2 separate regions of the Homo sapiens genome follow, and region 2 is linked to region 1. Evidence: chromatin loops called from intact Hi-C (ENCODE). Cell type or tissue: mammary epithelial cell. All regions are shown on one strand. Links, peaks and the distances in the headings refer to the core of each region. The heading gives the core; the rest is flanking DNA. Region 1 has its middle 29 kb from the start of LINC01844. Region 2 has its middle 160 kb from the start of HMHB1.

What was found. A loop is a pair of places that touch in the nucleus more often than their neighbours do. Peaks named below come from ENCODE experiments on the same cell type or tissue, not always from the same donor. Only the 100,000 strongest peaks of a DNase experiment are listed, where the experiment ranks them.
Region 2: a loop joins it to region 1, with 23 times the contacts of the local background. A loop is called at or near these places in 5 of 110 quality-filtered maps.

The regions. Positions count from the first base shown.
Region 1 is chr5:142,712,409-142,721,709 of GRCh38, reverse strand. No RefSeq gene overlaps it. Among named protein-coding and RNA genes, the nearest start is that of LINC01844, 29 kb to the left of the region's middle. RefSeq lists a silencer at 8,309-8,508. In mammary epithelial cell, for the core only: CTCF peaks have their summits at 3,984 (motif pointing left), 4,576 (motif pointing left), 8,134 (motif pointing right) and 8,449 (motif pointing left); DNase peaks (open chromatin) are centred at 3,999, 4,519 and 8,199; H3K4me3 peaks cover 549 bases; H3K27ac peaks cover 1,669 bases.
Region 2 is chr5:143,963,156-143,972,456 of GRCh38, reverse strand. No RefSeq gene overlaps it. Among named protein-coding and RNA genes, the nearest start is that of HMHB1, 160 kb to the right of the region's middle. RefSeq lists a silencer at 7,216-7,416. In mammary epithelial cell, for the core only: a CTCF peak has its summit at 4,229 (motif pointing right); a DNase peak (open chromatin) is centred at 4,146.

The DNA.
Region 1 (9,301 bases), core at 914-8,913:
GACCACCCCGTGAGCTGGTTAATAATGCAGGTGTTTGGGGCTGGCCACACACCTACTGAATCAGAATTGGCAGCCCTGTGTGTGTCATATTCCTCCAGAAAAGCCCAGCACAGTGCTGAGTTTGGGACCCACTGCTGCAGAAAGCTCATTCCAGAAAAAATAAGCCAGGCTTACACTTTTAAGGTCCCCTTTCTCTCTGGCCACTTATAACTGCCCGAAAATCAAGGCACATTATTGCTGGCACAGAAACTGAAGGAAAACTTGCACGTGCCCCAGCAGCTGAGATCCTTAAACAAAAAGGACTACAGAAATGACAAGCATGATTGTAAGAACTGTACGCAGCTTTTCTTTCTTTTCCTGAGTATGGTAGGAATCTCCAAGGTGAATGTGGCCTCCTGGAACTACCCACCTGGCTGGAAGACTGTCCTGCTCTGTGCTATTTGGGAGTAAGCAAGGCAGCCGCAGCCATATCTGCCTGTCATCCAGGAGCCGGCGTGGCTGGCATGAGTCCTGAGTGGCTGCATATCACCACCAGATGGACTCCTCCATGCCAGGTGCCAGGTTGCTGCAGCTGCCGGGGAGTGTTCCATCAGCAGGACTGTCTGCACCTGGACAGAATGATGTAACCTACAGGAACGCAAGATTCACAGGCGTGCAGACAAGCCTCAGAAAATTATCAGCCTCAGCTCCGAGTTACGGCTGATTCAGCTGCAGTCTCTGTGGTCAGACTTGCCTGTTGAGGCAGGCTGCTTCTCCGGTGGACTGGATGGCGTCACTTGGAATTTATATTAAAGCTGAAGTCTCCCTCAAACTAATGTAACCCTTATTTCCCAGTCCTCGTAAGACAAGTGGAAATCATGGGCCAGGCTTAAGCTTAGCTGATGATCTGATCTCCCAACTGCATTGGGTGCCGCTGGGGTCACCTAAGCCATTGCTCCCTTTCACTCCTTCAGTAAACATTTACTAAGTGTCAGAAATGATAGTAATCGCAAACATTGTCTGAATGATTGCTGGGGTCAGGCATTGTGCTAGACTTGGCACCAGCATCTTCTTATTCAGTACTCACTAAGCTGAATAAGTTTGAGTTCATTTCACAGGTGAGGAAACTCAGCTTCCCAGAGGCAAAGCAGCCTGCCTAAGGCCCCACAAATAATGAGGGGTAGAGCCTCTCATCCATCCACTTCAACAACAAGCCTTACCCTCTCTGTGGGGTCTTCCCCATGGCCTGACACTGAGCGTGTAGACACTGAATCAACACACACAATGTCAGGTCATGATTCCCCAGCCCCTCTGACTGGTCCCTTCCTCCTATCCATCAGCTGTCTCAGGTAGGCTCAACCCTACCATCCCAGGCTCCTTCCTCCTGCCTTATCGCCACTCTGCTGACCTTCCCTGCACCCCTCTGACTTCTAATGCCTGGCCTCTTGAACCTGGTGTTCCTCAGAGTTCTTTGAGACTTAGCCCCCAGGACGTTTCTCCCAGGAAGTCTTCCCTGACCCACCCCTCCTCCACATTTATGACTCCATTATATGATCGCAGTGCATACCAAAGATGCCTTTGTCTCAACATAACATCCCATATTAGGTTGAAATTTTTGGTTTCTATCTGTCAGTATCTTTTATTAAAATGGAGTTTCATGAAATGGGACAGCTGGCACCAGCACGATGCATGGCGCACGGCGGGTCCTCCATGGATGCTTGCTAGACTGAGCACAGCTGACTCACAGGCCTCAGGCACCAGGGCACGGGCAATAAAGACAGTGAACCTAATATTTTAACACAAGAAGGAAAATACAACCTCACAAATGTCACTCATACTTGGAAGAGGGAAAAACACAACTGAAATATGGTCACCAAAGAATATAGGGAAGGATATAACACACAGGCTGAACTCACGACCCTGTAGTCTGACCACCTGGGCTTCGGTCTTGGCTCCCCCACTTAAAACTAGTGAGATTTGGAGCAAGTTGTTTTCCCTCTCTGTACCTCAGTTCTCTCATCTATAGAGTGGGAGTAGATAATCTTACAGGGTTGTATGAGGATGAGATAATTCGTGTGCAGTGTTGAAAACAGTACGTTGTTCATGTTTGGATGTTATCATATTTTTTGTTCATAATAAATGGATTTACTAGAAAGGGGTGAGGGAGGAAACTAAGAAGAAACAATGGTCATAATATTTTTGATTAAGAGTATGGTACAAACCCTCAGGTCCAATTTTTTAAAATGCAGGTCAGAAGTTACCACCCAAAGGTGTACAGATTTTTTTAAATTTTCAATGAGCTGCCTATTTAAAAATGAAGAAATTTTACATTATGAGAAAGAAATCCAGACATCCAATTTCTGTCGAAAAACTGGATGACTTCGCAACTCAGCTTCTACTTGCCCCCGGTAATAATTGTCGGGATTTGTGTATCACTGCCCACTTCAGGGTGGACACGTGCTCTCCAGCTCACGCGACCCCTCCAGGCCCTCCAGCTTCTTACCTGGCCTGCTTCATGCTATAGGCATTTGAGTTTGTGACCTCAGGAAGAGAAGATGTCTTCACAATAACAATATACACAGTTTTCCTCTGCTCAGAACCTATCACACCTCTTTGGTACATCTATCATAAAACTCAGACTTTAACTGCTCCCTCCTCCATCTGGGAGCCCATCTTGCCTCACTTCCTATGACTCCCCATCCATCCTCCCTCCCCACCAGGCTGCCCCCGGCCCCCCTCCCACCCCAGCTCCTCCCTGCTATGGGGCTGGCATGGCCTCTCCGTCCCCTCTGCTTTCCCAAGTCCCCGTGCCCTGTGAAGGTTTAGCTCGTGTCCAGACACCCTAATGAGCTTCTTCCCCACTCCCTAGCCCACGGGTGGTCTCCCTTTTCCAGGCTTGCACTGCCCTTCGGACAAGGGTAACTACTATTACAGTACGGCTGTGTCTTCTTAGTCTTTACTCTGAGAAGAAGCCTGTTCTTATCTATGCAGTTTCTCTCCTTTTCCCCTGCCCCTTGGGGCTTCTGTCCTTGCTGGGCCTGTTCCTGAAATTTTGTGATTTACAACAAAACCAGAACGGGAGGGGGAGAGATTGGAAAAGAGGTATGGGAGGTAAGGGGAAAAGGAAATGAAAACAAGGGCAAACTGAGGGTGTGCTGTTGAGAGTGAAAAAGAAGGCAGGGGGCCCTGCAACAGCAGCTGGGTGGGAGGGAATGGGAGATGAAGCCGGGGAGGGGACGTGTGCAGCATTGCACGGCTCCCAGCTTCCTTGTATTTACCCATGCTGTCAGAACCATGTCGTGTGCCCCCTTTGGTCTGTTTTCAGGCGGCAACCCTGCATTTCATGGAGGACTGGAAGCTCTGTGAGGGCTGACAAATTATTATTTAGTGACCCTTACATCCCTCAGAGCCTTCGGCCCAGGGCTGAGCCCAGGGACTGCACACGTTCATGCAGAATGACTGACCTCAGTATCCCCAGGTGTCCTCAGGCAAATGACCTGAAGAAGACACTGAGCATCAAGAATGTAGCCTCTTCGATTTCACCTCCTGGCAGAAGTGTGATGAGATCAGATACCACCATGGTTTTGCGTCCCAGAGAATAACCAGGAAGATGCTCTGGAGGAGAGAATAGCAGTTCTCGAGCGAGAGCTCACATGGAAATCACCTGGGAGGGGAGGGGTCTTGTTAAACCAGAGATTGCTGGGCTCCACCCCCAGAGCTTCGGATTCAGCAGGTCTGGGCTAGGACCCCAGAATGTGCTTTTCTAACAACTTCCCAGTTGACGGGGATACGGTTGGTCGGGGAGCCACACTTCGAGCAACCCAGCTCTAGAGTTCAGGGCTGAGGTCTGATCCAAAGCCACTTCATCCCACCACTCTACAGAAGGAAAGTGACATCCCCTCCCTCTCTAGCAGGTGACTGTCCCCTCTTCATAATCCAGCACATCACTCAACCCACTTCGGAGCTTTATGGAGACTATAGATGCTCATGGCTGAGTGGAGGGTGTCCTCTTGTGGCCCAGATAGAAAATAACCTGAACTGCAGTGACCTCACTCTCAGCCTTAACAAAGTTTGCCAAACATTGAATTTTATCTGCCTGACAAAAGATCCAGGGAAACAGGATGTTCACCATTCACCGGATCTGGTCCATTGCAGAGGAGGGGCCAAGGGTCCATTCAGCATGAGATGGGTCAAATACTTTGCCCAAAAGGTGTCCAAGGATGGCAGAAATGATTTGTACTCATGACTTTGGGATTTTATAGGGTGGGAAGGTGTCTTAGGAGAATAGTCCAAACCCAGATACTCACAGAATTCTCTGTTGAAGGATACAACTTTGAAAACATGAGTTAGAAGTAAACAATTTCAAAGCCTTGGAAACACCATGTGACTAAGAAGAGACCTTAGAATGACTTTGAACCATGTTTGGATTTGTTCCCTGAACTTTCCTGAGATGAGAAAGCTGGCATCATGAACTGTGGGCTAGTGTAAGAACACTGGAGCAATTGTCACCAGCTCCATCACCAACCAATCTGGTGCAAGCCAGCCCCTTCTCAGCATTTAGCAGCCGTCCAAATACCGTTCTGCGATTCACTGCCACCTACTGCTCAGCCCGGAATGAGCAGGAGTTGGTAACTAGGACACAGGGGCAGTGGAGCGGCGCTTCTCAGAAGTTTGGCTTGTATTAGAATCACCTGGAAGGCTTGTGAAAATGTAGATATAGGGGCTTCACCCCCAGAGATCTGACTCAGTAGGATTGGGGTAGGCCTGAGAATTTGCTCTTCTAGTAAATTCTGGGTGACGCCAAGGCTGCTGGCCAGGAGATGCCTCTTTGGATAACATTTGTAATCCTCCTTCTACCACACACTCGCTGAGCTTGATTATTAATCAGTCACATCTGTAAGTGATCAAGAGCCACTAATTCAGGATGTCTCAACCTGGGTCCGATTGACATTTTGACGTGGCAATTCTTTGTTGTGGGGGTAGTTTGTCCTGTACACTGTAGGATTTTAGCAGTATCCCTGGCCTCCACCTACTTGATGCCAGTAGCAGCCACTTCCCCCAGGTTTCGATAGTTAAATGTGTCTCAGACATCACCAGATGGCCCTGGGAGGCAAAATTCTCCCATTTGAGAACCACCTCTCTAAAAAGCGGGAATGTTTTCCTCTTCCATTTGGCAGACTGTGAGGGTATCTTCAAGTATTGTCTTACCTAGGACACTGACATATAATAAACTCTCAGCTCTTTGGGTTTAAACAACAACAGAAAAAATAGACTACATATCCTGAGTGCTTAGTACGTGTGAGTTACTGTGCTGACGCTTTTTAGTATATAATCAATATTTTTTAAATCTCTGATATATTTTACATTCTTGTTTTTGTAATTAGTGTGTATCTTACCTTTACAGCAGATCTTAATTTGCAGTAGCCCCCTCTCCAGTGCTCCAGAGACACGCAGCTGCCACACTGGGTCCTGCAGGGCTAGACTCTGAGCCCAGATTCTGCCTCTGCCCAAATGGCTTCCAGCCTTTAGATGTGGAACAACACGTGCCAATTTTACTTCAATGTCCTTCCAATCCTGTCCTTATTTCAGCTATTTTATCAGACTCACATACCTATTCATGTACTCTGCAATCAGTCCTTGGAATAGTTCCACATAGTTTAAAATAAGGTCTGCAGTTTTATAAAATTTATCAAACAGCAGAATACCTCATCTGGTGGCCAGACTGTGTTGACTATTATCATATTTTAGTTCTGATAGCTTTTCAAGGGGCTGTTTTCCAAAAAGTCTGTGTTTATGCATGCTAATCCTATCCAACGCTAATCACTGATGCACAAGTTCAATCACACTCTCCCGCTTTTTGGTTTATCTCACAATATCTAGGAGTATTCATCTCCATTCAGAGATTCTGCCTTTTCATTAGCCCTATGTGATGTTTCTCCCTGTCGTTCCTCATGTTATCCTTAGCAAATGTTTCTGATCACTTAGGGAACCAATTATTCTCTAGAAAATTTGCAGTAAACCCTTTAGTCTTACCACATTTGTTCACTCAAATTTTACAGGTATGAAAATCAAGATAGACTTAATTACTAAGGTCAACCTTTAAGTATTATGCCAATAAAAAGTAGTCACGAGTTAACCCTTATGAAATGCTTCCTGTGAGCCATGCCCTGTGCTCAGCTCTTGACATGCATTATTTATTTATCCTAATAGGCCTATGAGGTAGGTGCTGGGGCGATCGTCATGTTAGAGGCAGGGTAAGAAGGTGCAGAGAACTTAAGTAACTTGCCCAAAGTCACCCAGCTAGCAACTGGCAGAGCTGGGGGTCATATCAAGCTGTGGATGATGATACAGTTGGTCCCCTAACCTCTATACTCCATTGCCAGGAAAGATGATTTACAAAAGTTCTTGTTAGGCCTTCTTTTGATGAGGAAGTATATATATGTGTGTGTGTGTGTATATATATATGTATATATTTATGTGTATATATATATATACACACACACACATATATATGTGTATATATGTATACACATATATGTATACACATATATGTATACATATATATGTGTGTGTGTGTATATATATACACATATATATACACATATATATATATATCTTCTGGTATTCTAGGAACTGTCTCTGAAGCAAGGTGCCAGGACTTCTCAGGATGCAGGGCTTTTGACTTGAACAGGGGGCTGACTTCCCATCAGAAGCTTGAACCAAGATGTCACATCAGAAACCCTCAGAATCCAGTGCCAGGAGAGCACCGGGTTCAAGAGTGAATGGGAGTGGGGATATGGAAGTGGCAAGTGAAAATGATTCCTTCAAGAAGACAGGCTACAGGCCACAGCAGGAGAGAGACAGGAAGGATGGGAACTGAAGGGAGGCAGGGCTTAAGGGAGGGTTGTGCTTTCTCTGTGTTAATTTGTTTTGTTAACTTCTTGAGCATATTGCAATGCTGATGGGGGAAAAACTAAGAGCTGAAGGCACAGGAAAGCATAGAGGGGCGGATAGAAGCTGAATCAGCAAGGACCCCCAAAGAATCCGCTCATGAAGATATTTGAAGCTCATGTCAGGAGAAATGTTCGCCGGGTCTGACACCAAAGCCTGCTCGTGTCTGCATCACTCTCTGGCTTCCCACTGTCACTGCCTAACAATCTACGGCTATCAAAGATTCCGAGAGCCAAGTGGCTTGGAAGTTGTTTGAGTCAGAAACATTTTCCCTCCACTGGGCACAACTTCTTATCCTTTTCAGTGAGGAAATACAAAATGCATGATATCAGAACATATATCCTAGGGCAGCCCCCTATGTAGGTGATATGGTTTGGTGCAAGGGACATTAAATCTGTTTCTTCCTAAAATAGTTCCCATCAGCTTTCTTCGGACCTTGAACTATTCCATTGGGATTACCTTCCTAAAGAGTCCTGTTAAAATACCAACAGGTCAAAACAATCTCGAAAAGGACACCCATGCTCATTGCAACATTATTCACAATGGCCAAAAAGGTGAAAGCAATCCTGGTGGCCATTGACAGATGAATGGACAAATAAAATGTGGTATATACATACAGTGGAATATTATTCACCCCTAAAAGGAAGGCAATTCTGACACACACTACAACATGGGTAAACCTTGAGGACACTATGCTAAGTGAACCAAGCCAGCCACAGAAGGACAAATACAATATGATCCCATTTATAAGAGGTACATAGAGTAGTCAAATTCAGAGGCAGAAAGCAGAATGGTGGCTTCCAGGTCTGGGGGAAGAGGAATGGGGAGTTTTTGTCTAATGAGTGTGGAGTTTAAGCCTGGGAGGATGAAAAGAGCCCCGGAAATGGATGGTGGGGATGGTTGCACAAGAATGTGAATGCACTTAACACCACTAAACTAACTGTACATTTAAAATGGAAAATTTTATGTTATGTGTATTTTTCTGCAATTAAACAAAACACCGGGTGATTTAAAGGGGCTGCCTGATCAATAGCCAAACTATTATTAGTTTGACTCAGCTTTGATTTCCTGTTAAGGCCACTTTGCCCAGAGCAGGACTTTAAGGAGCCAGAGCAGCGAGGAGCCGGAGATGGAGAGGTGACAGGCGTGAGGACAGTAATTCACTGGGCGCTGGAATGCGTTTTGACAAAGGCCAGGTGTCGGTTCCCGTCCTGACCTGCAGGGGGCACTCTGGTGGGTCCTGGGAAACAGGAGGAGAACGGGAAGCCTAGAAAGCCCTGGGAGCTCCTTGAGCGACAGGGAAGCCTCTGTCTACCACTTTTACTGAGGCCGCCGGCAGTCAGGATACTACACAGTGGTTATTCTTAGGCCCCTAGAGTCAGCAAAGCCTCTTGTTTGGAAAACCTCCTGGGTCTCCCCTCGCAGGCTGTGTAAGGGGCGCCCCGCTCGCCCCGCGTCTCCGTGTCCGGGGTGGGTGTGAGGACGGCAGGGCCGCGCCCCCTGCTGGCCGCTCGCTCAGCTGCGCTGTCGCCTCCTCTGCCATCAGCCCGTGGGAAAGAAAGCCATTTTGGTCACAGGAAGCAACGTTTTCAACTTCTCTCATTAATGAGAAAGACAGAATTGTGATACTCTAATGGGAATACTCGAGGAAGGAATAAATTAAATTTCCATGCAGCTCCGGCTCGAGTCCCAAGCTGAACAGATGCTGTTTTTATCAAATACTTTCTATTCTGTGACGTGCTCTGCCAACTTTCTATTATTAGACAAATCAGGAAAAGTCTGATTTCTCTCCCTTCTGGCTTCTCCTTCCCGCTTTTGTGGGAGGGTGGTGGTTTGGGTGGAGACTCTGTCCTGTCCATAGAAGGTAAATGACAAGGAAATGGCAGCCACCTGAAAACTTGCCTTGATGCCAGCATGTCCCAGAAATGTCCTTTAAAATGACATCTCATCCAGGCGTCACCCCATCCCAGATGGCATAGCTGATGGGACAGGAAAAAATACATATTTTAGAGTATTTACAGCATCATTTTCCCCTGCCCCCACTTCCTTCCTGTGAAGGAGGAATTAGTCTTCACTAGCCAAGTTCTGGAGTATTTCTTTTTCTTTTTTCTTTTTTTTTCTTTTAATTGAGATAGTGTCTTGTTGTGTTGCCTAGGCTGGAGTGCAGTGGCACCAACATCACTAACTACAGCCTTGAACTCTTGGGCTCAAGCGATCCTCCTGCCTCAGCCTTCCAAAGTTCTGGGATTACAGGCGTGAGCCATTGCACCTGGCCCTGGAGTATTTCTTGTGCATAATAAGGGAAAATTTGGGAAAGGATTCTGAATTGTGCAGTACCATGGGTAGGATGGGTTGATGGGTCTACCTAAGA
Region 2 (9,301 bases), core at 324-8,323, 1.3 Mb before region 1:
AGATAATCTTACTGCTCTATCTTTGAAATGAGTTGAGAAATAGAACACATCTTTCCATAACCACTGCTGCTACCCTTGTCTAAGTCACTAGAATAGGTCGAATTGTGTCCCCACAAAAGACATACTCAGGTTCTAATCTCTGGTACCTGCAAGTGTGACTTACTTGGAGGTACAGTTTTGCATAGGTCATCAAGTTAAGATGAGGTCATACTGGATTAGGGTGGTCCCTAAATCCATGACTGGCATCTTTATAAGAGAAAGGAGAGGGAGATTTGGATATAGAGACACAGACACAAGGAGGACAGCAATGTGAAGGCAAAAGCAGAAATGAGAGTGATGCTGCCACGAGGTAAGCTGGGAAAGGCAAGGAAGGGTTCTTTTCTAGAGCCATCAGAGGCAGCACAGTGCTGCTGACACCTTGATTTTGAATCTATCCTCTAAACTGTGAAAGCATAAATGTTTGTTGTTTAAGCTACCGAGTTTGTGGTAATTTGTTACAGCGGCCCTTGGAAACTAATTCGGCCACCATCACATTGTGCCTGGATAATGGCGGTAGCCTCTTTAACTAGACCGACCCTCTTTCTCCACCTGCGTTTCCTAAGTGTGTTCTCAACATAACATCCGGGGATCTTTTAAAAGTGTAAATGTAAATAAGATCATGTCCCTCCTCAGTTTGGAGCCCTCCAATGGCTTCTTATCCATTGTGGTTCCAATAGGTTCTGTAGACTCTGCCACTCCCAAACTCTCATCTGTCTCCCCACCTGCTACCCCCATCATTCACTTGCTCCAGCCGCCCATCTTTTTGCCTCCAGGTCTCAAACACCCAGGTGCTCTGCCTCAGGTTCTTTGCACTTGCTGTTCTTTGGTCCAAAGGCTATTTAACCACCAGTTACCACTCAGGCACAGGTCAATCAGAATGAGTTCTGGGGGCCTTTTGCTGTTTAAGGAGTCCGTCCTTTAGTTGTCTGCTGCCTGGGGAATGGGCTGTACCAAATAGTGCTGACATACCTCAATATTTTAGCAACTCACTTGGCCTTATGAACCTTCCTGGATGAATGTCAGCTTCGGCTCTGCTAAATTTTCTCCTTTCCCAGGGACTTAAAGGGTTTCCCTTAACTCCATCAGGTCTTTGCCCAACACCACCCTCTTGGTGAGTTCCATTCTAACCACCCTATTTAGTATCCCCACGCTCCTTATTCAACATTTCCACTTCTGTTTCTCTATGAACTTTGTTGTCATCTGACCTGTATGTCTTCCTTATTTATCGATTGCCTATTTTGTTAATAGAATGTAAGCTCCATAAGGGCAGGGTTTTTGTTGTTTTTGTTTTGTTTTGCTTTGCTTTAGTTTTTTTCTGTTTTGTCACTTGCTGTGATCCCAGCACTGAGAACAGTGCCTGCCATGTAATAAACATTCAGTGAACATTTGTTAAACAAATGAATGAATTAATGTTTTCAAATAGCTTACACGAAGGCTATATGTACATCTACAGAAACAGCCAGAGAAGAGTCCTGAGCGGACCACATGCCATAGGAACTGTCATTTTCAGTGCTCTCATCTGGAACATTGAAGCCCAGATGCTCCGTTTCTCCCATTCTCCCCTCTCCCCTCAACCCAGAGAGCCAGTTGGGCATGAGGCACCCAGGATGGGTCCTCTCCAGCAATTCTCTTCACTTTTATAATTGTGATTAAAATAGCTCTTGTGACATAATCCCAACATCCTCCTTTATGGCAAAATAGCTTTATTTCTATTTTGTCAGATGAAGTATCATTAACAATTTGTCTTGTTTTGACAGCATGGGGCTATAATTAGTTTCTACAGGAAAATGCACCAATTAACACAGTGTTTGTTTCTTGGCTTGAATCTAAACGGAAATTGGAGGAAGCTAACTGAGACAATATAAAAAGAAGCTGCACTGATGCTAGCAAGAAACTCACCTGCCTGCAGATTAAGGAAGCGGTGTGATAATTTAGCTACCTCTTTCTTCGAGGAATGATTTCCCTTGCCTTATCAATCCCCAAGAGGTTTTATCGATGCCCATCACATCCAATCTCTCTTCACTCTCTGAAATTTTCTCATGTTTATATAATCACTCATAACACTCAGAAATATATACTAGTATGCTGTTATTTTTAGCATGCTGCCCAGATACAATTATAATAAAAGGAATTTGGAATACTATGCAGTAGATCAATGATTAGTTAGATAGGGAGAGATCTCTAGGCTAAGTTTACATATAAAAAGTTAATATGAGGAAATTTTATCATTGTATATGCTACCTTTTGTGCTAGACAAGTGGGAAAATAAGAATGTATATTTATATTTGCTTATACTTGCATTAAGAAGCATTAGAAAAATAAACAAGAAGTTGAAATGTCTATCTGGAGAGCTGAGGGGGAACAGGGAGAAATGAAATAATACAGGAGTGAGGTTCTTAGTGTATACCTTTTCATATTATTTTAAAATTATATTTGAAGCAGGGAAATGTATAACCTACTCAACTTTTTGTTGATGTTTTACAAAAGAACTGTGATGTCATATACATGCAGGACCTAATAAAATGCTGGTTACTCCAAATACCCAATAAGTTGTGTTGATTCATTACAGGTGGAGCAACAGGGTCACTGTGTTTCAGTGAGCTAAACCCAACCTGGATACTTTGTGTTCATGTGAACATGCTTCCACAAAAGGAAGTCGTTATGTTTGTTGATATAACCTTTTCTCACCTCCCTGTCATGCCAAACCTCTCTCTCTCATTCATTTGTCTTATAGAATTATAAAGAGAAGCTCAAACTTGATGCCACATTCTTCCTCTTGTAATAATAACTGGCATGTATGCAGTGCTTTGCAGCTTACCTGTTTTGTAAAATGTTTCCTTTGGACTGTTACTTATGGAGACCATATCTTTGTTCTCTTAGTCTAAACAGTTAGATGTCATTGATGATCCAGGCCAGCCTTTGAAAAAAAAGTGTAGTAGAGCATAATTAAGTATATAGAGTCTAAGTCAGAAAGACCCTGGTTGACGTCTCAGACTCATCAATATTTGCTGTATAACCTTGGACAAGTTACTTATATTTTCTGAACATTTGTATTGTCATCTATAAACTAGGCATAATAATTTCTACCTATTAGAATTGTTGTGATGCTTCTACACAGCAAGAGGAATCAAACGAATAGCACTATGTCTCCTACATGTGAGTGCCCAGTAAGTATTAAGAATGACTTATGATTATTGTTCTTATTTATATGTACTTATTTTCAGTGCATCCAGAAGGTCCTGCTCCTGCTCCGAATGTCTCCTTCTTGTTCCTTGGCACAATGAACATTAGATGTGCATGCTTTGGGTTAAGTACATACTTTGCTAAGGTGCTCCCATTTAAAATGCAAATTTACATGTGAATTATTGGCTTCTTAGCTTAACTTTGATATCATTTGCCTTCCAAGATGACTAAAAAGAAATGGAAAATAGGGGGACTGGGACAAGTACTTTCAGAGCATCCACTTCTCCTCAGGAAAAACAGATCAAGGAGGCAAAGTTGGAGGAATCAAGGGCATCTTTGCAGCCTGAAAGGCACTCAAAATAGCAACAAAGACTGAGGGGGATAGGAACATGGGGGTAGGGTTTTGAGAGGGAGCCCCTCTCCACAGATCTGCCAGGCCACCTCAGAGGCGCTATACTGTGCAGCATGTCAGTTCTGATCCTGAGCACCTGCATCTCTACCTGTCAGAGCATATCTGGTGATGAGCCATTTGCTTTGGCTTCTTGGCTCCTGCCACTGGATTTGAGTGTGTGTCACAGTGTGACTGTGCACCAATTATCTCCCTGTCCTCTTATAAATTTCATTCAGGCTTTGGAGCATGAATGTGATTATGAAATTACTCTAGGTCTTTCGTAAGATGTGTTGAAGCGAAATCAGACTAAAGGTAGGAAAAGAGATTGGAAAGTGCTGTCCCTAATCCAGAAGTGAGGCTAGGAGAGGCAGCTAGAATAGGATTACTTTGCCTCTCCTCCAAGGATTACTCAAGTCTTAGATCATATTTCACCACCATCAAGTCTACATCCCAATAATGACTCATTTTTGTGATCATCTTGAGAATTTCCACACAATAATCAGCTTGGTCTTAAGGTTGTTCCATTTTGGTTTTTAGGATTGATGAGCTAACTATATCCACTATTTCCCACAGTTATTTCAGTCCTATAGTCACATTAGGCAAGTGTCTCTTCCTGAGCCAGCAGGTGTCACTATTGATCAATTGAAAATAAACATGGTAGACCTACCAAGATAAAGATAGATCTACCTCTGATTAGAAAAAAAAAAAAATTAACTTGGCATTTCAAGTTAAACTACTATTGCTCAGATCCACTGAATTCCTTGTAAACAGCTGAGCTCTCAAAAGCATGTATATTTCTTCATCACCGCCTATCTGCAGATACAAGGCATGTAGAGGTCTTGTGAAAATGGAGTTGAAGAGATGGTCCTCATGGTTTCACTCCAGGACCAATGCTCTGAGACTTACTTAGAGCCTTATTTTCTATATTCTTTTTCTTTTCTCTTTATAGCTAGGAATAGTCAATCCTAATTGACCACTAAGGGAATCTTCCATGGTATATTTTAGCCCCAGAATGATTTTCCTCATTTGATATATTCCTCAGACATTAAAGTTGATTTCAGAGAAATATGTACCAGAAATAATCAGTAAATAAATCATGTAGTATACTTCAAAACCAAAATGTAACTTTGGGGAGAGATGATCTCTGACTCTGCATCATCTGAGGCACTGTTCTCTCTTTCAACACAAAACTAAACAAAAGGCAATTTGTTAAATACATTTATGCATATCCCTTTCCTTTACAAATATACACTAAATATTATTATATACAAACTACCATGCTTTCTCCATGAGGCTTACCTCAACCCCCTTCTCTTTTAGAGAATTTTCTTATATAAAATTCCTCTGTCTTTAATATTTATTTTCTCTCAATAGTTCTCTTGTGTAGTTTGGTGTATATGTATTTTTCTACTGCTAGATTGTCAGTTCTAAATTTTTTTAAAAGGTAAAAATATTGGATATGTTCTACCCACAGAACCTCTCCATTTCACATGTGGCTTATGAGAGTAGCCAGCATTGCTTGATTTCCTTTTGTAATTGAAACACCAAGAATAATGCCTGGCATAGAAGAGGTAGCCAAAAAAAAATTTTAATGTTAGGCATTTCAGTGATGGAAAAACAAAGACCCCTTCTCTGCACCCATAGTGAAATGCTTATAGTCTAGCAGGGGATGTAAAATATGCATGCAAATAGGACTTCCAATCTTGTATTAAGTCCTGTAGCAATAAAGTGCACAGGGAACTCAGAAAACGTCTCTGAGTGGCTGGCCATGAAAGGTTTGCAGGAAAAAAAACGGGCTTTAATTTAGAAATATATATATATAGAAAAGAGAGGGAAAGAAGGAGATAAAAATATTTGGCATGAAACAAATAGCAGAGCTGAGGCATAGGGACAGGGAAGCCTAGAAGATACATAGAGTATTTATTTGAATAACACCTTAATTAGGTAAAATAAATAAATAAATATAATAAAACTTAGGTCCTGCAGGCATAATTTATGTAGATAGTAGGGAATATTGAGCTTGAATCAGGAAAAATAACATCTAAAGAACTGGATATATAATATTCCATGTTTTACAGTGTTATAATTTAATATTTTAGATGGCACTATGTTACTAGCTTTGAAATTTCTCTCATACTTCCAATAATTTAACTTCTTAGAATAATTCTAAATAATTGCCTGGGAAAGTGAGAAACCTTTTTAGTTAACTTATGCATTGCCAAAGATTTTAGGGGGAGGGTGTCAACTAGAAGGAAGAGTAAGTGCAAAGGCCTTAAGTATGCTTAAGGAATCAAAAACAAAAACAAACAAAAAAAGCTACTGATGGGAAATTGAAGACTTACACTTGGAAATGGGAAGGAAGTAGGGAATACAGTCATGGTATTCTAACAGGAGGCCACTTCCTGCAGTCAATGATCTCTAGCCTTTTTTTTTTTTTTCTGTCTTTACAGTAAGAACTCAAGAGTTGATTTTAGAAGGAAGCGACTGATTGGCTGAACTCTAGTCACCTATCTGTCTCCTAGTCAAACCAGGGTAGTAAAAGAAAAAATTCCTCAGAGAGAACTTCCAGGAACCTCTTTTGCTTCCTTAGTTTGTAGTAGGCCCATAGATTTACCATTTCATCACAATACCCAATGGAAAAGAGTTAAATTCCTAATGAAAATGGAAGTATTGTAAGGAAGAGGAAAAGGTTGTTGAGTGTCCTGAAAGCAACAAATACCCACTTCAAGGTGGGGAACCACTGAAGCTTTAGACAGAGCAAAAATGGCTAATGGAAAATGGCTAGCGGAGAGGAGTGGAATAGAATTTTTTTTTCAAAGCACCACGTTGATGGAGAACCACATAAGAAGATTGTTGGCTTTTACCTGCTCTTGTCAGGACCCTCTCAGTCCCAGCATATTCAAATTTCCATTGATTAGGTCATAAACTAGGTGTTCTGAACTCACATATAATTACAGAGTGAGGATAAAGAGGAATTTTTTAAGATCAGAGAGGTATTGAATAACTAGAGTTTGGAGGAAATTCATCAACAGTGACAATAGCGCAAGAATATTATAAAATCATAAACCTTGAACAAATTGTGTGAAATGCTGATCCAGAAAAGAGCCAGATGCTAAATAAAAGCCAGAGGACCCAGCCACTTTAGCTGTTTTCTCTTCCACCGCTGACTTACAGAATGGGCTAGGTTTATACGCATGGGAAATGATACTGACCAAACACACCCTGGCAGAACCTCTCTTTTTCATCTCCTTTTCCGGTTCTGAATATCCAAGCTGAACTACAACTCTGATGACATTACCTAAACACTCGTGCTTCCATATTTCCATGCCTTACTCACGTAATTTTCTCTACCTAGTATCCATCAGATAGATACAGATAAAAAACCTCAGGTTGCCAGTATGGCAACCTCCCTATAAATTAGTCTGAGTGATTCCATCAGTTAGAAGCGATTTATCCCTCTAAATTCCCATGAAATTATAAAAGTCTCTCTCATAAAGTGCTCACTATATTTTTTGTGGTTTTCTGGTTATCTTTTTAAACCTCTTATTTCCCAAAAATAAATACAAATGATCATGGACAAACTAACTGAAATCCATACCTGTAAGAAACTTACACAGTCCTTTAACTCTGTAAGTGTACATTTCTTATAAACAGGCCCAATTTAGCTCAGTAAACAGATGAGTCACTATCTCAGTCTGCAGAATGCAGAAGGATCTGCATTCAGGTCAGTGATGATCTTGCAGGTTTTCGCAAGAACCATGAAATTGTCTTGGGTTAATATAAGTACCCATTATGTTATGGGGGATTCCTCAACGCAAAGTGAGCTTCATAGGTGTTTCCATGTCCAATGAGTGAGCACTTCTGACAATTTTTAAATGACACTTTCCCCACCTTTGGAAAGACAAAAGCGTATTCCAGACTTCCAGCTCCTTGGGGTACAGACAGTGTTTGCATTAGCTCTAAACAGCTCTTGCACAGTACCTGCATGTGATAATGAGCAGCAACTCAGAACTGATGAATGAAGTCCCTGGAGACTGTGAGAAGGACTGTCCTCATTGTGGAGTAGCCAGAACATTAAGCTCTGTCTCGGAATGGGGTTAGGTTCTAGTAGAAGTGATGGGTCCATTTAAAGCCTGAGAATATTGGAGAAGTCCTTCTATAGAGGTGATGTTATCTTCTCTAAGGAGGTTGAATTCTTTCTGGTGTATTTTTCTGGAAGTCTTTCAGAGCTGTTGGGCTCATTCTCAAGGAAAGCTTTAACAGTGAGTTGTGGTTGGCTAGTCCAGCATGCTGTTCATTTTGTTCCATCTTACAATTCCCTGCACCCACACTATTAGTTACCTGGATGGTAGATAAGCATATATACATATATGTTTCATGGGGTTATTTGCTTAGCTGACCCTAGTGTACTATAATACTGAACAGGGAATTTCATGTTGACAGCCAGAAGAAATTGCTGCCATGTAAAACCACATAATAGTACCTAATCTTTCAGAAATCCCAGTTCTCTCTAATGGCGATTTTGATAGAGACAGTCAAGATTACAGAGAGACCACCAGCTAAGGGGTTCAGGCTTAGATACCCACCCCGCCGTCCCCACCGGCCACTCTTTGGTATGAACAACATGTGTCTCAAACAAATAGAGGATAACATACTTACAGATCACTGAAAGAGCATCTTGGTTAAGAGTTCCAGAGTCAGACGTGAGTTTGAATCCTGGCTCTGCAGCTCACTTACTTTGAAGTGAATCATTAAGCCTCAGGGCTTTTTCTGTCATCCGAGGATGATTTTAAAAAATAGAATATTCTTCATTGTGTTATAAAACCTAAATGAAAAAAATCTCATGTATAAAACATTTAGCATTGTGCTGATAAAATGTTCAGTAAGCACAATGTCAACGCTGATACTGCTGCTACCACTCTGTTGTTATTCCATAATCATAGACAACAGCCTATAAAGGGCATTCAGATGCTGAAGACTTTTTTCACTTGATGGCAGGCTTCATACATGAATGCTCTTCTTCCTTCCTCCCTTCTTTTTTTACCTTCATTCAAAAATCATATGCTGATAATCTGGCCAAGATGTATATTAGGTGCTAAGGATGCAATCATGAACTACACATCTCTTCTCCAAGAGGTCATAGACAAGTAGAGAGACACATAAATTCATAATGCATTGCGATAATTACAATACTAGATGCACAGTGTAAAATGGTAGCATGAAAGAAGCAATGAATAAATCTAATAGGGAAAGAATGATCAGAGGTCAAGAAAAATGAGTGCCTAATAGGCACGATGGGAAGACCATTTCAGTGGAGAAGAAAACAGGCATAAAGGTGCTATGGGTATGCTACATGGTACATTTGAGAAACCATGAGTAGTTTTGTAAACATGTTAACACCACGCATGCAGGAGAATATAGGACTTGAGGCTGGGACCCTGGCACAGAGAACTGTATGTAAAGTTTGGAATTTAGGGAAAAGACATAGATTGCTACATGTTAGAATAATGTTTCTGGTGGGAGTGGGGAGAAGGAGTTGGAAGAAGATTTGGAGGCAGGAAGATCAGGAGGACATTGCACACATCCAAAAGAGGAAAGGTGAGCTCAAGCAGTATGAGGGAAAAGAAAGAGAAGACTGAAGGGAGATAGTCAAGAAACTCTTAAGATACTTTCCACTGCAAGTTAGAG